3 separate regions of the Homo sapiens genome follow, and all the other regions are linked to region 1. The links are chromatin loops, found by intact Hi-C in ENCODE. Cell type or tissue: PC-9. All regions are shown on one strand.

Evidence for each region. Peaks named below come from ENCODE experiments on the same cell type or tissue, not always from the same donor. Only the 100,000 strongest peaks of a DNase experiment are listed, where the experiment ranks them.
Region 2: it touches region 1 in a loop (23-fold over the local background); 88 of 110 quality-filtered maps call a loop at or near these places.
Region 3: a loop joins it to region 1, with 6 times the contacts of the local background. A loop is called at or near these places in 7 of 110 quality-filtered maps.

Annotation. Positions count from the first base shown.
Region 1 is chr2:191,163,082-191,167,081 of GRCh38, forward strand. No RefSeq gene overlaps it. Among named protein-coding and RNA genes, the nearest start is that of STAT4, 14 kb to the left of the region's middle. In PC-9, CTCF peaks have their summits at 2,204 (motif pointing right) and 2,404; DNase peaks (open chromatin) are centred at 2,380 and 3,190; H3K27ac peaks cover 952 bases.
Region 2 is chr2:191,519,891-191,523,890 of GRCh38, forward strand. LOC107985833 (a long non-coding RNA gene) reads left to right here. Exons shown (of 3, transcript XR_001739229.1): 2 at 2,935-3,023. Among named protein-coding and RNA genes, the nearest start is that of NABP1, 160 kb to the right of the region's middle. In PC-9, CTCF peaks have their summits at 1,930 (motif pointing left) and 2,130; no DNase peak of the experiment used is centred here.
Region 3 is chr2:191,380,552-191,384,551 of GRCh38, forward strand. It overlaps MYO1B (myosin IB), which reads left to right. Exons shown (of 31, transcript NM_001130158.3): 14 at 911-1,015; 15 at 2,729-2,791. Among named protein-coding and RNA genes, the nearest start is that of MYO1B-AS1, 140 kb to the left of the region's middle. In PC-9, no CTCF peak of the experiment used is centred here; a DNase peak (open chromatin) is centred at 2,430; H3K27ac peaks cover 796 bases.

The sequences.
Region 1 (4,000 bases):
GAGACCTACAAGGAGACTTAGACTCCCACACAATAATAATGGGAGACTTTAATACCCCACTGTCAATATTAGACAGATCAATGAGACAGAGGTTAACAAGGATATCCAGGACTTGAACTCAGCTCTTCACCAAGTGGACCTAACAGGCATCTACAGAACTCTCCACCCCAAATCAACAGAATATACATTCTTCTCAGCACCGCATCACACTTATTCTAAAATTGACCACATAGTTGGAAGTAAAGCACTCCTCAGCAAATGTAAAAGAACAGAAATCACAACAAACTCTCTCAGGCCACAGTGCAATCAGATTAGAACTCAAATTAAGAAACTCACTCAAAACTGCACAACTACATGGAAACTGAACAACCTGCTTCTGAATGACTACTGGGTGAATAACGAAATGAAGGCAGAAATAAAGATGTTCTTTGAAACCAATGAGAAAAAAGACACAACATACCAGAATCTCTGGGACACATTTAAAGCAGTGTGTAGAGGGAAATCTATAGCACTAAATGCCCACAAGAGAAAGCAGGAAAGATCTAAAATTGACACCCTAACATCACAATTAAAAGAACTGGAGAAGCAAGAGCAAACAAATTCAAAAGCTAGCAGAAGGCAAGAAATAACTAAGATCAGAGAAGAACTGAAGGAGATAGAGACACAAAAAACCCTTCAAAAAATCAATGAATCCAGGAGCTGGTTTTTTGAAAAGATCAACAAAATTGATAGACTGCTAGCAAGACTAACATAGAAGAAAAGAGAGAAGAATCAAGCAGATGCAATAAAAAACGATAAAGGGGATATCACCACCGATCCCACAGAAATGTGAACTACCATCAGAGAATGCTATAAACACCTCTACACAAATAAACTAGAAAATCTAGAAGAAATGGATAAATTACTGGACACATACACCTTCCCAAGACTAAACCAGGAAGAAGTTGAATCCTTGAATAGACCAATAACAGGCTCTGAAATTGAGGCAATAATTAATAGCCTACCAACTGAAAAAAGTCGAGGACCAGACGGATTTATAGACAAATTCTACTAGAGGTCCAAAGAGGAGCTGGTACCATTCCTTCTGAAACTATTCCAATCAATAGAAAAAGAAGGAATCCTGCCTAACTAATTTTATGAGGCCAGCACCATCCTGATACCAAAGCCTGGAAGAGACAAAAAAAGAGAATTTTAGACCAATATCCCTGATGAACATCGATGTGAAAATCCTCAATAAAATACTGGCAAACTGAATCCAGCAGCACATCGAAAAGCTTATCCACCACGATCAAGTCGGCTTCATCCCTGGGATGCAAGGCTGGTTCAACATAAGCAAATCAATAAACGTAATCCATCACATAAACAGAACCAATGACAAAAACCACATGACTATCTCAATAGATGCAGAAAAGGCCTTTGACAAAATTCCCCAGGCCTTCATGTGATAAACTCTCAACAAACTAGGTATTGATGGAACGTATGTCAAAATAATAAGAGCTATTTGTGACAAACCCACAACCAATATCATACTAAATGGGGAAAAACTGGAAGCAATCCCTTTGAAAACCAGTACAAGACAGGGATGCCCTCTCTCACCACTCCTATTCAACATAGTGTTGGAAGTTCTGGCCAGGGCAATCAGGCAAGAGAAAGAAATCAAGGGTATTCAATTAGCAAACGAGGAAGTCAAATTGTCCCTGTTTGCAGATGACATGATTGTATATTTAGAAAACCCCATCGTCTCAGCCCAAAATCTCCTTAAGCTGATAAGCAACTTCAGCAAAGTCTCAAGATACAAAATCAGTGTGCAAAAATCACAAGCATTCCTATACACCAATTACAGACAAACAGAGAGCCAAATCAGTGTAAAAATAATGAACTCAGTCTTAAAAATGAAGGGTTGGCATCATCTTTCTCTTGAGAATTGTTTGGCTTCACAGAGTCACATCATTGTTGATGAGCTGGAATAAATGCATGTTTTCCATTTGACTACTGCTTCCATCTTTCTGGGTGGAGTACAAATTCTCTGTTTTATGCTAGATGAGAGCAATGGTGAATAGTCTTACAACAAAGAACACAGTTTTAAAATGGAAAAGGAAAGCGCTATTTGAACGATAGTCAGTCCTTTTGCATAAATTGTTAATGTTGGTCAAATTGCAAAGGACTTCTTTTCCTTAGCCAGTTCTGGAGGCAGGAACTTTAAAAAGCACCAGAGGGCACTATTCTCACGTGAAAGCCAACTAAAAACCGAAGCTTCTTTTGAGTTTACTATAAGAGAGTGCCTTTCACATTTAAACAAGACCAGTATTAGTCTCTAGCCTTTTGGCATCTGTGATTGTGTAATCACTTGTCCTGAGATGTCACAAGGTTTATAGGATTAATAAACTAGACCCCTACCAACTTGCTCTATGGCTATCGCAAGTGTATCAGTCTTACTTTACACCAGGATGGATGTGGAAGAAGGAGAGAGGATGCAAGCAATAGTACTCATGTGAAAGGATTGTGAGGATTTATTCTTGGCTTTGTTTAACCTGAGTACCTGAATGGTGACATTGGTCAGATTCATACCTGAGTATTTACTTACAATTTAGATAAAGCCTTTGTTCCTTAGGTATTTAGGTATGTCAAACTTACACAGGGTGGTGATGACAAGAGATGGCTCAGAGGTCTCTTGCCTGTCTCCAAAATCCACCCTACCACCCCATATTATCTAGGTAAAGGTGGTTTCTTTGCTATACAACTTTAAGACAAATTCCCTGGCTGTCCCAATAAGTTGCCCCGTTTAACTCCTTTATAGAAATTCTAGAGCCATGACTGCTTGCTGGTTGGTTTTCCAGAGAATTTTCTCTAATAATCCAATTCATTTCCCATACAAAGGCATAAACTCTGTATTCACTTCCTCATTGCTTCAAGGTTTAGAAAAATCCACGAGGAAATCACAAGGGCAGTAGTCATCTATATCAAGTGCTGCTATATATATAAAAGATTAATAAAAATCAGGGACAAAAAGATCCATGGTAATGTATCAAAGAGCTATCTATTTAGGCTCCCTTTTAGATGGCATTCAGTCTGCAGATTCTCTCAGAATGGAGAAGCTTGTCATGTTTGGCCCTGTCAGAAGCAGCCAGTTAATCAGCTGTAACATGAGACTTTGACAGAACCAACTGCACAGTGGTAGCTTGTACTGTGAGTGCATTGTCCTCTCACCCACACTCTGCAATACTGCCCCATTGTAAACAAGATGTCTGGCTTAAATGGGATATCCTCTAAAAGTATTTAGGCTAAAACAGAAGCTGACATCATACGGGAAAGCTGCGTTCCCTCTGTTTGTATTTCTAACTTCCTATACTATTCCCAGAGAATTCCAGTGGATGTTGCTTAATAATGATAACAATGGATTACATACAGGTTGGCAAAGGGGGCAAAATTATTAGATCATCCAGTCAATTGGTCTTTCCAGCAAAGGGCAGAATCTCCAGATAGGGAATCTAACACTTCATTTAAGGCAACGGGCCAAGTAGTAGGAACCACACTGACTTTGTTGTCTTCTCTGCAATACTGCCAGAGCATTGAATCTATTTTAGTTGGCTGTACTTGTGCCCTACTTAATTCCTTAAACACGAGCTTCCAACACAGTGTTGCTCTTTCCTTTGGAGATAACCAGTGGAGTAAATGCTATCTGGTGGAAGGCAATTAACTCTTGTAAATGATGCCTGTGCAAAACCCAAGGTCTTGTTACCACTGAGAACACCTTGACAAGACAAGGCCAACACAGGAGAAAAGTCCTAAAGAGTCGTCCTGTGGAGAGTCTCTCACCTTTGCTGTGTACTGTATTGTATAAAACCTGGCTCAGAAAGGGCTATTGTTTCAGGCTTATTTATTCACCTGATGGAATTTATTCAATAGCACAGCTGAAACACTTCGTTTCTCACCTCTGGGTTTTGGTCTTTATAATAACCTTATTCCTGGATATATTTTCTTCTTATGTTCAAATATATGG
Region 2 (4,000 bases), 360 kb after region 1:
TTCCCATCATTTCCACTGCTACAATCCTAGTACAACCACCATTTTATCTCTGCCATTACCTTTGCACTTGCCTCCTTGGCAGAGGGATACTTTAAAAGGGGAATCAGTTCAAACAGAGGGATACTTTAAAAGGGGAATCAGTTCAAACCATTTCCCTGCTTAAAAAACTCCAGTGGCTTCCTATTACAGTCAGAGTAAATTCTAAGCCCCTTACCCAGTCTGCCAAGACTCTGTGGTATCTGACAGCATCTGTCACTTTCTCCTTTATTCACTTCGGTGGGCCAGTTGTAATAGCCTTCTTTTAGATTCTTAGAGAAGCACAGAGCCCTTGCAAGCTTCTTTGTAGAACTTTCTCCAGATCTAGTCTGCCTTATTTGCCATAGTATCTCCAGTACTAGAAAGAGTGGCTAGAATGTGGGAGACACCAGGCCGGGCACGGTGGCTCACCCTGTAATCCCACCACTTTGGGAGGGTGAGGTGGGCGGATCACCTGTGGTCAGGAGTTCAAGACCAGCCTGACCAATGTGGAGAAACCCTGTCTCTACTAAAAATACAAAATTAGCCAGGCATGGTGGTGCATGCCTGTAATCCCAGCTACTCAGGAGGCTGAGGCAGGAGAATTGCTTGAACCCGGGAGGCAGAGGTTGCGGTGAGCCCAGATCACGCCATTGCACTCCAGCCTGGGCAACAAGAACAAAACTCCTTCTCAAAAAAAAAAAAAAAAAAATGTGGGGGACATCAGTACTTGTTGGCTAGAGGAATGAATAAAATTAGCATTGTGGAAGTCAAATATTATAGTCAAAGTATTATCAAGACCAGGGCAAATCCAGATCACCTAGAAAACTGAGAAAAATGGAAGAAGGAGATGTTATATATATGAGAAGAGATATATATATATGAGAAGGTTTATACAGAAGATATGTCTTAATATGATAGGAATCCATTGTATTCTAGAGATTATGTTATCATAAGAAACAATATACTAACAGTTTTCATAATTCTTTAATGATAATACTGAAACATTCCTTAAGACAAGAAGAGGTAATATTTAAAAGTACATTCTAAGTCCATTTGTGCCTGATTTTTGCGTAGACGACTCATAATAACAAGTATTTTGCATATAAATTTGAATGTGGGAAAAGTATAGGGGCATTGCAAATGAGAAATGTGACTATTCAGTGAACGTTTGAATGCGTACTGATGTAAATGGTGACAGCATACAAGACCACTTTCCAAATCAAGCCCCAAGTCAAATGCCTTTTTAAATGAAATTAAATGTAAACAAAATACTAGTTGCAATGTTGGACAACAAAATTATATAATTAATCTTCCACCTTAGGCTATTTCTTTGTCAATAGCACAATCTTCTACTCTTTCACAAAGGTCTGACAATTGACTTCTTCTATGGTTGAAGAAGGCCTGTTACCAAATGAGCAAGCCTATTTATTGTAGAATTTAATTCAACTTTCTTGCTTGCCCATTAAGAAACACATACAGAAAACTTTCATAAAGAAACCTTTTAACTTTTCTTCCCTAAGGATTGCTATTAAAAAGCACACCAAAGCAAGGAAGATTTGAGCTATTTTAAAATATGTAACCCATAGTAATGAATTAATTACCATATAATACTTAAAGCTTTGATTATTCGTACATGAGAGCTTCCATTATTAATGATTGCTTATGAAATTAATCTTTCTAATTTCCATTATGATTCAAATTAACTTGATTAGTTGGTCTCATGATTCACATTTCTATCAACCTCTACTTTTAATTTCTGAAGCATGAAATGACATAAAATGTCTTTGGGGGGAAAAGCACTTAAAATTAAGATTTTACTTTGATGTAGTAAGTAAATGAATTGAATTAGATGAATAGCAATTGAACTTTGTTTTCATTCACACACTGTCCTCTGGTGTTTAAATGTCTACATTGCATGTTAAAATGAGAACCCAAGATCAAATGCAAAAAGTTAATAGCTTCTTGCACTTAGGAAGGTCCGTTTAACTTTGTGTTTGGTCTAATAATTGTCTGCCCTATCAAGATTGTGAGTAAATGGATAAAAAATTCAAATGACTTGATAAAAACTAAGCTCAGTGCTTTCTAATAATACAAACTGCAGGTTTATAGAACATATATTTATGCTGACAGGATACAGACTACCTTTTTAAAAGTGCACATGGAGATTTCTTTTAAAGTGAAATCATTCAGTACTAAAGAGTTCACTTCATTTCCCCCCTACATTTTCTCACTTAAGACTCTTCACTAGAGGTTTTGACAAAGGAGAATTTAGTGATGGTCTAGTGCAGCCATCAGGAGCAATTAGGCCCTGAATCAGGGCTTCGTGCTCATTTTGGAATTCTGTAATCCTAGCAAATATTTCCCAATTGCTTTAATTTGATCATTTTTTCCAACACCTTCTCTCTCTTGATTTAAATTGAAACCAGAGTTAAAATTTTCTTAATGTTTTTTGTTTCAATTTAGTTTACAATTTATATATGTGTGTGTGTATATATACACACACACATATACACACATATACATATGTACATATAAATACACACACACACACACACACACACACACATATACCTTACATGTCTCATTTTAAATCTTTTGGATTGGCTGGAGTCTGGGCTTGTGGATTTCATTGTTTTTTAATTTTTTGAGCAGTCTTTTGCCCCATTGTCTTCTAAGTGATGACTGTAATCATGCTGCCTTTTCAAATGTCATGAATCTAATTTTATTTGTTTAGTAGAGTTGACTGAGGAAGCCTGGTGAGGTCCATGACCAGGGTCTGGAAAATGATAAATGTTAGCCTCAGGGAATTTATCATTTTATGACAATATGTTCACTGAGGGAAAGTCATTCCAAGTAATTAGCATGATGCCGTCAGGGAAAAGCTACTTTTTGAGAGCAATGATTTTTTTTTTGCAGGTAAACGTATTTATCTGAAGCTGGAAGAACACTTTCAGACATAATGGGAGCATTCCCTCATGGAGCATGAGGGTGGCCTAAATGACCTTGTAAGTGATTGTTGACACGAGGAGTCTGTGACCCAGAATATGGTTTTATAAATTTCCCACCGCAGGGCACTGATGAACGACACCCAGCAAAACCTGGACACGTGATCTCCAAAACATGGGAAATTTACGCTTGGAGTGATTTATGCCCAGGAAAATTAGGACTAGCAATCATTTGATGCTGGTTCTTGGAGGACCTTAAAGGATTTAAACACTGAAAAATGAATGCATCATACAGGTCACTGCCTCAATATATTACAGCCCTGAAAATTACACTGGGATGTTCTGTTTTTGAAGTCTCATGAGGGCAGAGGGCATCCCTGGCTTTGCCCACTATCAAATTCACTGCACCTAGCAAAATGTCTGGCATGTAATAAGCATTCAATAAACATTTGTTGGAGGACTGGATAGTGAAATTTGGCATGGTAAACCAAAACTATTCAGATTATAATATTTTAAACTTTCCACTATTGATTATCTATCTTTTGTCTGTCTGTCCATCCATCCATCCATCCATCCATCCATCCATCCATCCATCCTTATATCTAGAAAAAAGACTACTCTGAAATTTGTGAGAACTAATATGAATGGCTTCATTTTTTATAAATAAAGGACTTACACCGGTCAGGCGCAGTGGCTCATGCCTGTAATTCCAGCACTTTGGGAGGCCGAGGCGGGCAGATAGCTTGAGCTCAGAAGTTTGAGGCCAGCCTGGCCAACAGGGTGAAACCTTGACTCTACTAAAAACACAAAAATTAGCTGGGTGTGGTGTCTTAAGCCTGTAATTTCAGCTACTCAGGAGGCTGAGGCAGGAGAATCATTTGAACCCGGGAGGCAGTGTTTGCAGTGAGCTGAAATCGCTCCACTGCACTCTGGCATGGGTGACAGGGAGAGACTCCATCTCAAACAAACAAACAAGCAAGCAAACAAACAAACAAACAAAAAACTTACTAAAGTCTTTAGCTAAAGACTCAACAAAG
Region 3 (4,000 bases), 220 kb after region 1:
CTTGATAAATTTATTCATTTGGTGCTCTCAGGATGTACAGCAATACATTAAGCCCTGCAGATTGTTCAGAAATGATTTAGGCATAAAGCTTCTGTCAACAAATTCATAAGAGATTAATATGAAGGAGAGGCTGCTGAGACTTCTAAGAGTGATCAAGGGTATGGGCCTTCTACAGAGAGAGAGATTGTTTCTTGTCAGGGAGATGCTTTAATCTTTGGGTCTCCATTTGGTAGGAACTTCATTTGTTCATACAGTCAGCCAATACATATTGAGAACTTGCTAGGTGTGAGGTGCTGTGTAAGGGGTAGGAATACAGTGAACAAGAGAGCATGGTCAGCCCTCACCCATAAGAATGTACAGTCTAGTGAGGCAGATGTATATGAAACTAATCTGTACATGTGTATACTTACACATACACACATGTTCGTATAACATGATTTACAAAAAGGGTTAGGATGCAAGAGTCAGAGTGAGGGATCTGTCCCTGGATGGGGACAATAAGGGGTCAGTTCAGGGGGACTTCCTTGAGCTCTGAAGTTTCACCTGAGAATGGGAGATTCAGAACTTGGTGACAGAGATTGTGGAGCTCACTGTGTCTTTGCTGATCCTTCAGCAAAGGAAGTGAGATTGTTTCTAGCTTTTCTGTTTGGGGTGCTTCTCTGTCAACTAAAAGTCTTCATCCTTCAAATATTGCATCATTTGTGTATACTTCATTCATTCACTTACTCATGACCCACTCCTCGAGTGCCTGCAATGGGCAAGCGTCTGTCCTAGGAGCCGTGTGCTGGGCCACAGTTAAATCTGAGAGATCATGTGTGGCATTTCTCATGGATTGAGATGTCTGAGTGTCATTGTTTTGAGAGAGCTAGTGGCATGGTTTATAAAGCTGTTTTTCATTTTCTCCATACAGGACAACAGCTTTGAGCAGTTCATTATTAATTATTGTAACGAAAAGCTGCAACAAATCTTCATTGAACTTACTCTTAAAGAAGAGCAGGAGGAGTATATACGGGAGGTAATGTTGAAATGCTATTTTTAAAAGTGTTGGTCCTTTTTTACTCGTAATATAAATTCTAATTCAGAAGATAGCCTAAACAAGAAGCCATATTCAAAAGGCTACATACTGTATGATTCCATCTGTCATTCTAGAAGAGGCAAAGCTATAGAGACTGATTACCTATAAGAAGCTATAGAGTCAGGGATTGCCAGGAGATAGGAGTTGTGAGAGGGTTGTGGCTGCAAAGAGAATTTTGGGGACTGATAATGGTGGTGGTTGCTTGACATTATACATTTGCCAAAACTTAGAGAACTGTATACCAAAAAAGTCAGCATCACTGTAAGTAGATTTGAAAATATTTTGAGACTTTGTTCAATATCAAAAAGTATTGAGTATTCAAATTTATAGTAAAAATAGGTAACAGTTACTGAGTCCTTACTACATAGCAGGTATTATATTAAGTGCTATGTATAGATTATCTCATTTAATATAATCTTAAAATAACCAGAAGTAGTGTTTGCAGAGTCTTTTCATCATTAATTTAAAAATATATATTTGCTTTTCACCCTTTTATTTTTTAAAATAGCCAGTCTTTTTTCAAGTGTAAAATTAGTTATTTCAAAAAATAAAAAGGAATTGTTATGTTTATATTTTTATTTCCTTTTTTGTTTATTTGCCTTAATATTTTAGTAATGATATTACCTGTTTTCCTTTATTTTCTTAGTATCATTTTAAGCCATTAAGGACACTGAATTCTCTTTTATCTTTCTTTCCATATAGATTTTTCTAATGTGATTGTTATCCCCAGTGGCTTAGTAAAACAACCCATTTACTCAAAAGCTAAATCATAAATATTTCATCTTTATTTTAGAGTACTCATTATGCTTCAGAAATGTTTTATACTTGTCTGGCACCTTTTAGTAACATAAATATTCTAAAAGCACGATTCATTCTTTTCCTGTCTTCTCATCATGAAGAGAATGCCCAAACTTTGATGGGTAACTTAAAACAGTTTATACAGATTGTTTAAAACACTTCTAAGAATATATAGGAAGATTGCTAGCTTGCTGTAATGAATAGAAGACAAATAAATGTTTACATTTATGGACAGAATGTTAAGTAGACACAGAAAGATTACATTTGGCTTTATGGATTTGGCTTTGTAGCCAGTGTTAGAACCAGTGGATAGATTTTCATGTCTTTCCTTATGTTGAAAATACTTTGTGGTAGCGCTGGCCTGTTTTTTTTAACACTTGAAAGAGTTAACTTCCCTACAACACAAGATTGACTCTAAAATTAATTTTTTTCCTTATGATTACAGATTCAGAACAGAAGAATCTAGGCTTTAAATTCTTGGGATCAAGTTCTAACTTATTTCCTTATAAACATTGTAAACATACACAACGTAATATTGACCCAAGGGCCTGTTGAGTAAATATTTGGCCCAGGGCCAGTGAAGTGCATGGGAAATTGCTGCAGATGGGAGAGTGGAATGGAAGGCAGTCTCAGAACAGGTCAAGGGTGTTTGCTTCAATCAGATTATGTCAGTGGTAGGCAGCTGCATTGAGAAAGTTTTGGGAACTGCCTGTGACATTTGCAGTACCCATTCTATAAAGAAAATAAATTCAGAGAGGAAGGGAAATATGATAAGATGGTCAAAGTCTGTTTTATGGATGGTAGTGTCGTGGCTTCATCTTGTGTCATTGGATTTTGTTCTGTTTTGTCTTTTAGGATATAGAATGGACTCACATTGACTACTTCAATAATGCTATCATTTGTGACCTAATAGAAAATGTGAGTACTTAGGTACAGTTTTCTAAAGAATGTTTTAGTCCTATAATTCACCCTTATAAATGTTCTCAGTGCCTCAATGTTAAGCATTAGTATTTTCACTGTTTTTTATATATATATATATATATATATATACACACACACATATATATGTGTATATATATATATATACACGTACACACACACACACACACACACACACACACACATATATATATATGTTAAGGAACTGCAGAGTTCTAGAGATTTTATTGTAGCCCTAAGAGATCATACACAGTTCTTGAACACATACATAGACAGCTGGATGTTTTGATACTTAGCCAGGATCCCCAGTGGCCATATCACAACACCCTTTTATGACCTTCAGACACCAGGCCTTAAAGGTACCAGCCTTTCTTGTATGGTTGGAGCCCAGGTCTATTCCATGACTCCTGGGCATGTGAGTACTGATCAGAGTAGGCTCTGAGCAGCCATCCAGTTTTTTGCCAAATCAAAATATCCATTTCATTCCCAAAACTCTAATGACCTCTTAACATACTATTCACCGGGTATTATATTAAGTTTAAGTGACATAAAGGGACAACCTCTGGAGCTGAATTAAGTGGGACCCCAGAAGTGGCTTAAGTGCAGCTGTAGCATTGATTCAGATCATACATGCAGAGGGCATTGCATGTGTGACTGCAGGTGGCCAGGGACCTGGAATTTTTCGGATGACCCAAGTATGTGCATATGCAAAAAGGCTTAAAGTGTGAAAAATTATTGGATAATTTCGAGTAAGCTTTCTGAGTCCAAGATTTTTGTTTTTAGATCATATTCCGTAGTTTATTGTAAATGAATTAAATGTAGGAAGACTGATTTTGTGTGTGGAAAACAGGAAACTAATTTATGCTTAGGATTACTAATACCTGACTTTGAATAAGTAATTTGAAACAGTGTATAAGCCTTATTATCCTGCAGTCTTTTTAGCAAGACCAGTTTAGTGAGATGAGTGCTGTGTTTCAGGAATACAGTCACATGCTCTGAATGAATATTAAATCATTTTCTACTCATCTTTTACAAAGCTTTTTGGGAAATATGTAATTAGCCAGTATTTTTTTTCCTCAGTATTCAAGATATTCCTAAAAGTTGTTTCTCTGATTAAATTAAACAATATTCTAAGGCATCACTATTTTTCAATAAGAAATAAACTGTGTTTCAAAAAATCTGAACAAT